Linked DNA regions of Homo sapiens: region 1 is linked to region 2. A link is an interaction called in ENCODE POLR2A ChIA-PET data of the cell type or tissue named here. Cell type or tissue: HepG2. All regions are shown on one strand. Links, peaks and the distances in the headings refer to the core of each region. The heading gives the core; the rest is flanking DNA. Region 1 overlaps FBXO17 (F-box protein 17). Region 2 has its middle 22 kb from the start of FBXO27.

Region 1 (6,367 bases), core at 1,003-5,002, 85 kb before region 2:
TTACTCTGTCACCCAGGCAGGAGTGCAGTGGCGTGATCTTGGCTCACTGCAACCTCCACTTCTGGGTTCAAGCGATTCTCCTGTCTCAGCCTTCCGAGTAGCTGGGACTACAGGTGCGCACTACCACGCCCGGCTAATTTTTGTATTTTTAGTTGAGACAGGGTTTCACCATGTTAGTCAGGCTGGTCTCGAACTCCTGACCTCAGGTGATCCACCCACCTCGGCTTCCCAAAGTGCTGGGATTACAGGCATGAGCCACCATGCCCGGCCAACATTCTCTTAAATTAAAAATTTTGTGTGTGTGTGTGTGTGTGTGTGTGTGGAGATGGGGTCTCACTATGTTGCCCAGGTTGGTCTCAAACTCCTGGCCTCAAATGATTCTCCCGTCTCAGCCTCCCAAAGTGCTAGGATTACAGGCCTCAGCCACCGAGCCTGGCCTCAACATTCTTAATTATTTCTGAACAAGGGACCTTGCATTTTCATTTTGCAATGGGCCATGCAAATTATGTAGCTAGTCCTGGGAACACTTAGATTTGCAAAGATGTTCTAAACAGAGTAAGAACAGGATACTATAAAAGGAAGAATGTCTACAAGAAGAAAAAGAAATCCAAAGAAATGGATTGGATGAGTTACTAACAGAAAAACGCCTCTTTCAAAATGGAAAAATTAAAGCTATGAGAAATTCTAGGAAAAACATAAAACTGTATCTGTGTTACAGCTATTTGATAAAGTTCACAAAAAAGGAATCCTTTTGACCTGGAGGCTAGGGGCATTCTCTTTACATTGGCTTTACTTACGGGTTTTCTTGGGAAAAAGACTCTTTTCAACAAATGGTGCTGGGACAACTGGAAATCTATATGCAAAAAGATGAATTTAGACTATTACCTCATACCAGAATCAACATGAAATTAATCATACATCTAAATTTAAGAGTTAAAACTATAAAACTTTGAGAAGAAAACAGGAGAAAATCTCATGATCTTGTGTTAAGCAGAGATTTTTTAGATCCAACACCAAAAACTATGATTCATAAAAGAAAAACTGGATAAATTAGACATTATCATAAGTTAAAACTTTTGTACTTGCACATTATATATCTGATAAAGCACTTGTGTATAGAATATATAAATAACTCATAAAACTCAATGAGATAAACCAGTTAAAAAATGGACAAAAGGCCGGGCACAGTGGCTCACGCCTGTAATCCCAGCACTTTGGGAGGCTGAGGCAGGTGGATCACCTGAGGTCAGGAGTTCAAGACCAGCCTGGCCAACATGGTGAAACCCTGTCTCTACTAAAAATACAAAAAATTAGCCTGTAATCCTAGCTACACAAGAGGCTGAGGCCGGAGAATCGCTTGAACCTGGGAGGCAGAGGTTGCAGTGAGCTGAGATCACGCCATCGCACTCCAGCCTGGGCAACAAGAGTGAAACTCCATCTCAAAAAAATAAAAATAAAAAAGAAAGAAAGACAAAAGATTTGAGTAGACATTTCACCAAAGAACATATACAAATGAGTAATGAGCACATGAAATGATGCTCCACTTCATTAGTCATTAGGAAAATGCAATTTTTTTTTTTTTTTGAGATATGGTCTTCTCTGTTGCTCAGGCTGGAGTGCAGTGGCACGATCTTGGCTCACTGCAGCCTCAACCTCCTGGGCTCAAGTGAGTCTCCCATTTCAGCCTCCCAAGTAGCTGGGACTACAGATGCACCCACCACCACATTCAGCTAATTGTTGAATTTTCTATAGAGATGGGTCTTCCTATATTGCCCAGGCTGGTCTTGAACTCCTGGGATCAAGGGATCCTCCTTCCTTGACCTCTCAAAGTGCTGGGATTATGGGCATGAGCCACCATGCCCAGCTGGGAAATGCCAATTAAATTCACAATGAGACACCACTTCATACCCACTACCCTGGCTATTACTCAAACTGACGATACTGACAGGTGTAGTCGAGGATATAAAGAAACTGGAACCCTCAGGCATCGCTGGTGGGGATGTAAGATGTACAGCTAACCTGGAAAACCATTAGGCAGTTTCTTTAAAAGTTGAGGCCAGGCTCGGTGGCTCATACCTGTAATCCCAGCACTTTGGGAGTCCTGAGGTCAAGAGTTCGAGACCAGCCTGGCCAACATGGTGAAACCCTGTCTCTACTAAAAACACAAAAACTAGCCGGGTATGGTGGTAGGCGCCTGTAATCCCAGATACTCGGGAGGCTAAGGCAGGAGAATCACTTGAACCTGGGAGGTGGAGGTTGCAGTGAGCCAAGACTGTACCACTGCACTCTAGCCTGGGCAACAGAGCAAGACTCTGTCTCCAAAAAAAAAAGTTGAACATGGCTGGGTGCAGTGGCTCATGCCTGTAATGTCAGCACTTTGGGAGGCCGAGGTAGGAGGATCCCCTGAGTCCAGGAGTTCCAGGCTGCAGTGAGCTATGAATGCGCCACCACCCTCCAGCTTGGGAGACAGAATAAGAGCCTGTCTCTAAAAAAAAAAAAAAATTAAAAAAAAAGTTAAACATAAACTTATATGAAACCTAGCAATTCTACGACTAGATTATCTACCCAAGAGAAATGAAAATACACCTTCTACCTCCATGCAAACTCTCATATGCTAATGTTCATAGCAGCTTTATACATTTGGAAACACTCCAAATGTCTATTAGCTGATGAATGGATATATAAAATGTGCCATGTCCACAAAATAGAATATTTTTAAGCAGTAAAAAGGAATAAACATGCTATAGTATGAATAAACTCCAAAGCAATATGCTACATGAAAGAGGCCAGATGCAAAAGGACACATATTATATGATGTGCTTCTATGAAATGACCAGAAAAGACAAATCTTTTTGATCAGAAAGTAGATTAGTAGTTGCCTTGGGCTAGGCTGGGAACAGAGTGACTACAAATAGGCACAAGGGATATTTTGGGGGTGATGAACATGCTTTGTTACGGTGGTGATGGTTGCACAACTCTGTAAAGTCACTAAAAGCCACAAAGTTGTCCACTTTAACAGGGCTGAATTTTTTGGTATGTAAATTACACCTCAAAAAAGCTGATTAAAAAAACACAGCAAACTTTGCAATTAAAGCATGTAGGGCTTAAATATGGAAACAGAACAGACTGTAGATGTTTCCACCTTGACAATGTAAAAGCAAATGTACAGCTGGGTGCGATGGCTCACACCTGTAATCCCAGCACTTTGGGAGGCTAAGGTGGGATGATCGCTTGAGCCCACGAGTTCAAGACGAGCCTGGGCAACATAGTGAGACCCCCGTCTCTACAAAAAAATTAGCAGGGCATGGTGGCGTGTGTGTGTAGTCCCAGTTATTAGAGAGGCTGAGGTGGGAGGATCGCTTGAGCCCAGAAGTTGAGGCTACAGTGAGCCAAGATCCCGCCACTGCACTCCAGCCTGGGTGACAGAGACTCCATCTCCAAAAAAAAAAAAAAAGAAAGAAAAGAAAAAAGAAAATGAGCAAACACAAAACAGTGCAATGTTACTGCAATTCACTAAAAATACTATCAAAGAGAACTCCCATACATTCCTGGTGGAATCCATTTGGAATCACTTTGGAAACCACTGGGCTTTTTTTTTTTTTTTTTTTTTTTTTTGAGACTGAATCTCACTCTATCGCCCAGGCTGGAGTGCAGTGGCATGATCTCGACTCACTGCAACCTCCACCTTCTGGGTTCAAGTGATTCTTGTGCCTCAGACTCCCAGGTAGCTGGGATTACAGCTACTCTGCCACCATGCTCTGCTAATTTTTGTATTTTTAGTAGAGACAGGGTTTCACCACGTTGGCCAGGCTGGTCTCAACCTCCTGAGCTCAAGTGATCCTCCTGCCTTGGCTTCCCGAAGTGCTGGGATTATAGGCATGAGCCATTGTGCCTGGCCCACTGGACATTTTTTACTGAAGTAAAAATGAAAATGTGCCTGCCCCATGACCCAGCAACTCCACCCCAGAGCCAGAAAACACATACAAGAATATTCATGGTGGTGGTGTTCCTAACAGCTTCAGATTGGAAAAGTCCCAGATGCCTGTCCACTGTAGCACATACAAATAAGTCATTAATAAGATAAGATGGACTACTATATAGCACAATAATACAAATATTGCAAATACAAATATTATAAATAATACAAATACAAAATAAGGAATAAGCCACAAGTACCCAGAACATGAATGATTATCAAAAGCAAAAAAAAAAAAAAATTTTTTTTTGAGACAGGGTCTCACTGTGTTGCCCAGGCTGGAGTGCATGGCCACGATCATAGCTCACTGCAGCCTCCAATTTCTGGACTAAATCGATCCTCCTGACTCAGCCTCTTCTGGACCTGGGACCACAGGCACACACCACCATGCCTGGCTAATTTTTGTGTTTTTAGTAGAGATGGGGTTTCACCATGTTGGCCAGGCTGGTCTAGAACTCCTGACCTCAAATGATCTGCCCACCTCAGCCTCCCAAAGTGCTGGGATTATAGGCGTGAGCCACCACGGCTGGCCCTTTCTCTCTTCGTGTGTGAGGATGTCCCCTCTGCAAGATGGGAAATATGCAGGTCCACATCTGTCATCCACAATCTACATGTTCAAAAGCTCAGAAAACCAACAGTTTTTCCCAGACCCATTTGGTGGCAGGAGCTGACTTGAGCTGTCATGAGGTTTTGTATAGTCTTTAGTTACTCCCCTGAGAATGAACGTGCATTTCACTGAAGGCCTATTAGTGTTTGATTACACAAATGCTCCTCAGCCCTACTAGGGGACTTATGTAACATACCAAATGGGCTCCGTATGACTTGCTTAATATTCAAAGTCTAGGCTGGGCATGGTGACTCACGCCTATAATCCCAGCACTTTGGGAGGTCAAGGCAGGCAGATCACTTGAGGTCAGGAGTTCGAGACCAGCCTGGTCAACATAGTGAAACCCATCTCTACTAAAATACAAAAATGAGCTGGGTGTGGTGGTGCATGCCTATAATCACAGCTACTTGGGAGGCTGAGGCAGGAGAATGGCTTGAACCTGGGAGGTGGAGGTGGCAGTCAGCCAAGATCACAACACTGCACTCCAGCCTGGGTGACAAAGGAGAGTCCATCTCAAAAAAAAAAAAAAAAAATTCAAAGTCTAGACTCCCAAATGCATCTGGCCCCAAGAGCTTTGGATCAGAGATGATGGACCTCTAATAACCCCTGCCCCTCACGGTTGTAGGGAAATTTCATGAGATCAGGGTCTGGCCCTCGACAAATGTTTGCTGCCACTGTGAGGAGTTACTATGATTAGCAGCAAACACCCAGCTATGGGATTGGAGGAGTCCACGTGGGCACCTCCATATGCTGCCATCAGAGACTAGAAGAATGTGGGATAAGGACAGACACGCTTAGGAAAAAACAAGGCGAAACACAGCAGGACAAAAACTGAACCTCTGGCACGATCATTCGTTGAATTTGCAAAAGGAAAAAGAAAATACCAAGTTCCAAATCTATCCCTAGAAAAATGGGTGGTGACTGGGTGCTGTGGCTCACGCTTGTAATCCCAGCACTTTGAGAGGCCAAGGCAGGAGGATGGCTTGAGCCCAAGAGTTTAAGACCAGCTTGGGTAACATAGTGAGACCCCTGTCTCTACAAACAAAATTTAACAATTAGCCAGGCATGGTGGTGTGCACTTGTGGTCCCAGCTACTCGGGAGGCTGAAGTGGGAGGATCACTTGAGCCCAGGAAGTTGAGGCTGCAGTGAGCCAAGACTGTGCCACTGCACTCCAGCCTGGGTGAGAGTGAAACCCTGTGCCAATTAAAAAAAAAAAAAGAAGAAAAGAAAAAGGGCCCAGCTGCAGCAGTTATGTTGACAGTGTTAGTCATAGGTGAACAGGCTATAATAGTTAAGGAGATGCCTTCACAGAATACTAACAGCTACTGTTAACTGAGCACTTACTTTGCTCTAGGCATGTGGGAATTGCTTTACAAAATCTCACAGAAGCCTCAAACCACCCCATGAAGTAGGCACATGGGGAAACTGAGGCTTGGAGGATGACAGCAACGTGCCCAAGGTCACCCAACAAAGAAGCAACAGAGCCATGTCAAAAGACAAAATTACAACAAATTTAGTTATAGATCTAATGGGCTTTTATTCAAGATTCTTGAATGGGGCAGCCTCCATTTTACAAAACAGACTGAGACCCCCACTGGGTAGTAAGAGAATGGTGGGTTTTATAAGCTGGGACCAAGGGAAAAGAATGATAGAAAAAAACAAACAAAAAAACTAGGCCGGGAGCAGTGGCTCACTCACACCTGTTATCCCCAGCACTCTGGGAGGCCAAGGCAGGTGGATCACCTGAGGTCAGGAGTTCGAGACCAGCCTGGCCAACATGATG
Region 2 (6,367 bases), core at 1,269-5,268:
GATTTTTAAAACTTTTTACAATTTTATTTTTAGAGCTGAGGTCTCACTATGTCACGCAGGCTGATCTCAAACTCCTGGGCTCAAGCGATCCTCTTGCCTCAGCCTCCCAAAGTGCTGGGATTACAGGCGTGAGCCATCGTGCCTGGCCCCTAGAGTCCTTCAACACTGACCTTGTCTTAGCCTTCAATATCCCTGCAACCTGTGAGAATAAGCAAAGCAAATACAGTGACCACGTGTCTGTCCCTCCTGGAGCCCAGCTGTAGCTGACCGGAGAGCATCGGGTGCCCATCATGTTGTGGAGTCACGGTCTCGAAAACCCTGGGAGGGGAGAGGCACAATTTGCCCATTATGGAGAAGAAACTGGCCAGTTCTTCAAGAGCTTGATGTCTCTTTTCCTGGCAGCAGGAGTTACAGGCCATGAATACTAGTTTCTGTGGGAGAAATAAAGGAATCTTTGCAGATGGCAAGGGAAAAAAACAGCTCCTTTCTAAAAGGACATTGCCTGCCAGGGACGGTGGCTCACGCCTGTAATCCCAGTACTTTGGGAGGCCAAGGCAAGCAGATCGCTTGAGCTCAGGAGTTCAAGATCAGCCTGGGCAACATGGTAAAATCCTATCTTTACAGAAAAATACAAAAATTAGCTGGGCATGGTGGCACACATCTGTGATCCCAGCTACTGGGGGAGGCTGAGGCAGGAGGACTGCTTGAGCCCGGGAGGCAGAGGTTGCAGTGGGTGGAGATCAGGCTGCTGCACTCCAGCCTGGGCAACAAAGTGAGACTCTGTCTCAAAAGAAATAACAATAATAAATAAAATAAAATAAAATAAAGGGGCATTGCCTTATTGTAAATCCAAGTTTACTAAGTAACTAGCCTCAGTCTAAACACTGGGGAAAGTACAATTCTGAGATGATAGGCCGTTTAGATATGAAGTACCAGATGACATCCTACGTGTATATAATCTGTATTTTGGCTGGGCATGCTGGCTCATGCCTGTAATCCCAGCACTTTGGGAGGTCGAGGCAGGTGGATCGCTGGAAGCCAGGAGTTTGAGATCAGCCTGGCCAATGTGGCAAAAACCTGTCTCTACTGAAAACACAAAAATTAGCTGGGCATGGTGGCAAGCACCTGTAATCCCAACTACTTGGGAGGCTGAGGCAGGAGAATCGCTTAAACCCTGGAGGAAGAGGTTGCAGTGAGCCGAGATCGCGCCACTGCACTCCAGCCTGGGTGACAGAGCGAGACTCTGTCTCAAAAAAAAGAAAAAAGAAAGTTGATACATGGACCCATCTACCTGGCTCCACGCTAAGAGGTGGTCATGGACCATTGATGACCCAGTGTCCTGAATGTGTCCTGTGCCCAGGGTACGTCCAGAAGCTTCGTGGCAGCACCATTCTGGTGGCCGCCAGGGGGCGCCATGTGCTTGCCAGGCAGCAGTCCTGGAACTGGGGTCCAGCCACAGGGCCCCAGGACCACGCCACAGGGCAAGAGTCCTAGAGTTCCTGGTAGTTTCCAGCTGAACCTATGCACACGGGGTCGTTGGTGGAGGTGGAACTAGATCTCTGCAGAGCACCCTAAAGGGGAGAAACGGGACAGGCCCACACAGGTCTTGGTCTGAACTGGGAGTACCCTGCCCTGAGAGCACTGTGGCTTGGCTGGCCCCAGCTGCTGGAGAGGGACTTAGAGGAAAGTGCCACACAGTGTAGGATGCCCACTTGCCTGGTCCAAGGATGCTCCTGGTGGGTGTGAGAGAAACAGCAAAGTCCAGCATTTCCAGACTTGGATTTCTCCAAGGTTTCCAGTCATGTTGCCATTTATTGGGAAGGGGAATGGTGCAGGACTGGGGGAAGGAATAGGAAAATCAGGGCTTCATTTTGGGGAAACTGAGGCTCAGAAAAGCCCACAGGCACCGAGCAAGGATGTGAAACCATTTCCCTCGTAACCCCCGGGCGACACCGCCTGCCCCAGTTCCACGTGAGGTTGTAAAGCACTGATGCTGCTGAACATTTTCATAAATGACTTCATTTAGTCTCATCAACAATGAGCATTTTGATCCCATTTAGGGGGAACAAAGGGAGGCTCAGAAAGACCTTGCCGAGGCCTTAGATGGAGGAGGTGGCAGATTTTAGTGTGCTCTGAGTCCAGGCCCACTTTAGGCTCACAGAACCACCTCAACCCCTTTCTGCCCTAGGCCGGGCTTTTCCGAGCCTCCCTCTGCCCACTTGCCTCCTCCTTCCAGGAGTCAGGGTACTGGGGGGCTTCCCGCCTGCGCCCAAGGGGCCATAGGGCCTCATTCCCATCCATTCCTGCCTCTGTGCCTTGCTCTAACCCAGCTGGCCACAGCCCCACCTGGCCCAGGTGCCGCCGGCCCTGCTTGGTCCCCATACAAAGGCCTGTGGGAGAGGCTGGGAAATTGCCATCCACCTGGGGACAGTGGGAAACAGTCATCGTCAGCCTGTCCATATCCAGGACACCGTGCTGCATCCTGGCTCACAATCAGGAACCAGAAGGCAGCACGGCCCCCACAGGGCTGGCACGGGCAGCCTCACTGTGGCCTGTGCCCTGGGCAGTACCAGGCAGCTCCATCCTGTGGTACCCAGGCTGAGTCCATCTCTTACGCCCACGCCCAACCTCTCAGCAAACCCAGGCAGCTCCAGGTGCACAAAATCTGCACAGCACCTGCCCTTTCTCGCCCGACCATGGCCACCACCCTGGCCCCATCCACCCCTGTCTCCATCTGGACCATCACTCCCATCCACAGACTCCCTGCTCCTTCCCACCCCACCCTCGCAATCTGTTCCACAGCCACAGGGAGACTGTGAACACCTGTGTCACTCCTCCGCCCAGAACCCTCCCGGGGTGCCATCCTGCCCTGAGTAAAGGGCAAAGTCCTCCCCTACGGCCCACCAGGCCTCACATGATCTGCCCCGCCCCACTCTGACTCTGTGGCCTCCCACAGCCTCCTTGCTCACCCAGCCTGGCCACTGCTTATTATTCTGTTCCCACCACGGGGACTTTGCTTGGCTGCCCCTCCCCATAGGTCACTCCCTACCCTCCTTCCAATGTTTGCTCAAATCTTGCCTTCCCAGCCAGGCTTCCCCTGACCACTGCCTTTAATACTTTAACCACCCTGCCTTTTTTTGAACTCCTAATTTTTTATTTTTATTTTTATTTTTTGAGATAGGATCTAGCTCTGTTGCCCAGGCTGGAGTGCAGTGGCGTGATCATAGCTCACTGCAACTTTGAACTGCTAGGCTCAAGGGATTCCTCCTGATTCAACCTCCCAAGTAGCTGGGACTATAGGTGCACACCCAGCACTTATAATTGTAATTTTTAATAGAGATGGGGTTTCACTATGTTGCCCAGTCTGGTCTCAAACTCCTGGCCTCAAGTGATCATCCCACCGCAGTCTCCCAAAGTGCTGGGATTGCAGGTGTGAGCCACCACACCTGGCCACCACACTGCCCTTTTTACCCCCTTTGCCTACTCTGATTTTCTTGGAAACCTTCCATAGACTTCACAGCTTCCTCTCACCATCCCACTCATCCAGCCACTGGCCATGGCCACCTTCCCTGTTACTGTACGCAGGCTCCAGGAGGGCTGGTCAGCTCAGCCTCTCTGCTGGAGTCCTTTATTAGTTTCCCATTGCTGCTGTAACGAATTACCACAAACTTGGTGCCTTCAAACACATTTATTCTCTTGCTGCTCTGGAGGCCAGAGTCTAAAATCAGTTTCACTGGGCTGGAGTCAAAGGAGCGGAAGGACTGCCTGCCTTCTGGAGGCTCGGGGGAGCCATTCATTGCCTCTCCTGGCTTCTGGAGGCTGCCAGCATTCCTTGGCTTGTGGCTGCATCACTCCAATCTCTGCCTCTGGAGTGATTTTGCCTTCTCCTCTTCTGTGTGCAACCTCCCTCTGCCTCTAATTTATAAGGACACTTGTGACAGCATATATGGCTTACCAGGTAGTCCAGGATAATCTCATCTCAAAACCATTAACTTGGCCAGGCGCGGTGGCTCATGCCTGTAATCCCAGCACTTTGGTGGGCCGAGACAGATGGATCACCTGAGGTTAGGAGTTCGAGACCAGCCTGGCCAACATGACGAATCCCTGTTTCTACTAAAAATACCAAAATTAGCCAGGTGTGGTGGTGCGTGCCTGTAATCCCAGCTACTTGGGAGGCTGAGGCAGGAGAATTGCTGGAACCTGGGAGGTGGAGGTTGCTGTGAGCTGAGATTGTGCCATTGCACTCCATCCTGGGCGACAGAGCGAGACTCCATCTCCAAAAAAAAAAAAAAAAATCATTAATTTACATCTGCAAAGACGCTTCTTTTGTATAACATAACATTTATAGGTTCCAGGGATTGGGTTGCTGTCTTAGTCTATTCAGGCTGCTAGAACAAAATACCATAAACTGGGAGGTTTAAAAAATTTATTTCTCACAGTAGTAAAGCCTGGGACATTCAAGATCAAGGTGCTGGCAGATTCGCTGTCTGATAAGGGCCCTGCTTCCTCATAGAGGAGGTCTTCTCCCTGTGTTCTTACAGAGTGGAAGAGGCAAGGGCTCTCTCTATGGCCTGTTTTATAAGGGCACTAATCCTATTCATGTGTACTTTGCCCTCTTGACCCAATCACCTCCCGCAGGTCCCACCTCCTAATACCATCACCTTGGGGGTTGGGATTTCCATATATGAATTTTGGGGGTTTTTTCTAGAGACAGGGTCTCTCTCTGTTGCCCAGGCTGGAGTCACAGATCACTGCAACCTCAACCTCCCAGGCTCAAGTAATCTTCCCACCACAGCCTCCCAAGTGTCTGGGACTTCAGGTGCATCCCACCATGCCTGGCTAATTTTTTTGTAGAGATAGGGATCTTACTATGTTAGCCAGGCTGACCTTGAATTCCTGGGCTCAGGCGATCCTCCTGCCTTGCCCTCCCAAGGTGCTGGGATTACAGGCGTGAGCCACTGCTCTTGGCCTCAGTATGTGAATTTCAGAGGGGATACAAACATTGAGACCATCGCATACCTGAATATATTTGGGGGTCGTTATTCAGCCTACTGATAATCAGGTCCTGACTGATGGTGGTTCTAGGAGAACAGAGCCTCAGGGAAGCTCATCTGCAGCTGGTTCTCTAATCTACAGGGCTTAAGAGCATCATCAACCCTGTTGCCATGGTTAAGGGGGCACTGGTAGTTCACAACATGCAGAGACAAAATGGTGACTTATACTGTGACCTGTCGTCACCTGTCATTTACAGGGTCAGGTCCATTCTGCACTGGTCTCCCTGTTGAGCAAGGACGGTGGCCATTGTCAGTCCAGGCTCCCCACTTCCTTGTTCTTTTTTTTTTTGATAGAGTCTCTCTCTGTCACCCAGGCTGGAGTGCAGTGGCACGATCTCTGCTCACTGTAACCTCCGCCTCCTGGGTTCAAGTGATTCTCCTACCTCAGCCTCCTGAGTAGTTGGGATTACAGGCGCCCGCCACCACGCCCAGCTAATTTTTGTATTTTTAGTAGAGATGGGGTTTCACCATGCTTTCCAGGCTGGTCTGGAACTCCTGACCTCAGGTGATCCGCCCACCTCGGCCTCCCAAAGTGCTGGGATAATAGGCGTGAGCCACTGTGCCTGGCTGCTTGTTCTTATCCCTTTTTTTTTTTTTTTTTTGAGACAAGGTCTCGCTCTGTCACTCAGAGTGGAGTACAGTGGCGCGATCATGGCTCACTGCAGCTTCGACCGCCTGGGCCCAAGCAATCCTTCTCCCTCAGCCTCCTGAGTAGCTGGGACCACAGGTGCACGCCACCACCCCCGGGTAGGTTTTTCCAATTTTTTTTTTTTTTTTAAGATGGAGTCTAACTCTGTTGCCCAGGCTGGAGTGCAGTGGCACAATCTTGGCTCACTGCAACCTCTGCCCCCACCAGGTTCAAGTGATTCTCCTGCCTTAGCCTCCCGAGTAGCTGGGATTACATGCACATGCCACCACGTCCAGCTAATTTTTTGTATTTTTAGTAGAGACAAGGTTTCACCACATTGGCCAGGTTGGTCTTGAACTCCTGACCTCAGGTGATCTTCCCGCCTCGGCTTCCCAAAGTGCTGAGATTACAGGCGTGAGCCACCGCACCCGGCCGACTTTTACAAAATTATTATTATTATTTTGTAGAGATGGGGTCTTTCTATTTTGCCCAGGCTGGTCTTGAACTCCTGGCCTCAAGCCATCCTCCCACCTCAGCCTCCCAGAGTGCTGGGATTACAGGCATGAGCCACCACACCCAGCCAACAAGGGGAGCCTTAAGTACAGAGCAAAGTCTCCTGGTAGCTCACCAGCCAGGTGGTGGACTGGTATTGGGGAGTCCACCCCAGTGGGGACTCACTGAAGCA

Evidence for each region. ChIA-PET counts read pairs that join two places held together with the same protein. Peaks named below come from ENCODE experiments on the same cell type or tissue, not always from the same donor. Only the 100,000 strongest peaks of a DNase experiment are listed, where the experiment ranks them.
Region 1: POLR2A ChIA-PET joins it to region 2 with 5 read pairs; 7 of 35 experiments call an interaction of 5 or more read pairs at or near these places.

Annotation. Positions count from the first base shown.
Region 1 is chr19:38,966,000-38,972,366 of GRCh38, forward strand. All of the region lies in intron 1 of FBXO17 (F-box protein 17), which reads right to left. Among named protein-coding and RNA genes, the nearest start is that of FBXO17, 6.6 kb to the right of the region's middle. RefSeq lists a silencer at 4,104-4,314. In HepG2, for the core only: no CTCF peak of the experiment used is centred there; no DNase peak of the experiment used is centred there.
Region 2 is chr19:39,051,028-39,057,394 of GRCh38, forward strand. No RefSeq gene overlaps it. Among named protein-coding and RNA genes, the nearest start is that of FBXO27, 22 kb to the left of the region's middle. RefSeq lists an enhancer at 1,447-1,496. In HepG2, for the core only: a CTCF peak has its summit at 1,419 (motif pointing right); DNase peaks (open chromatin) are centred at 1,414 and 2,934.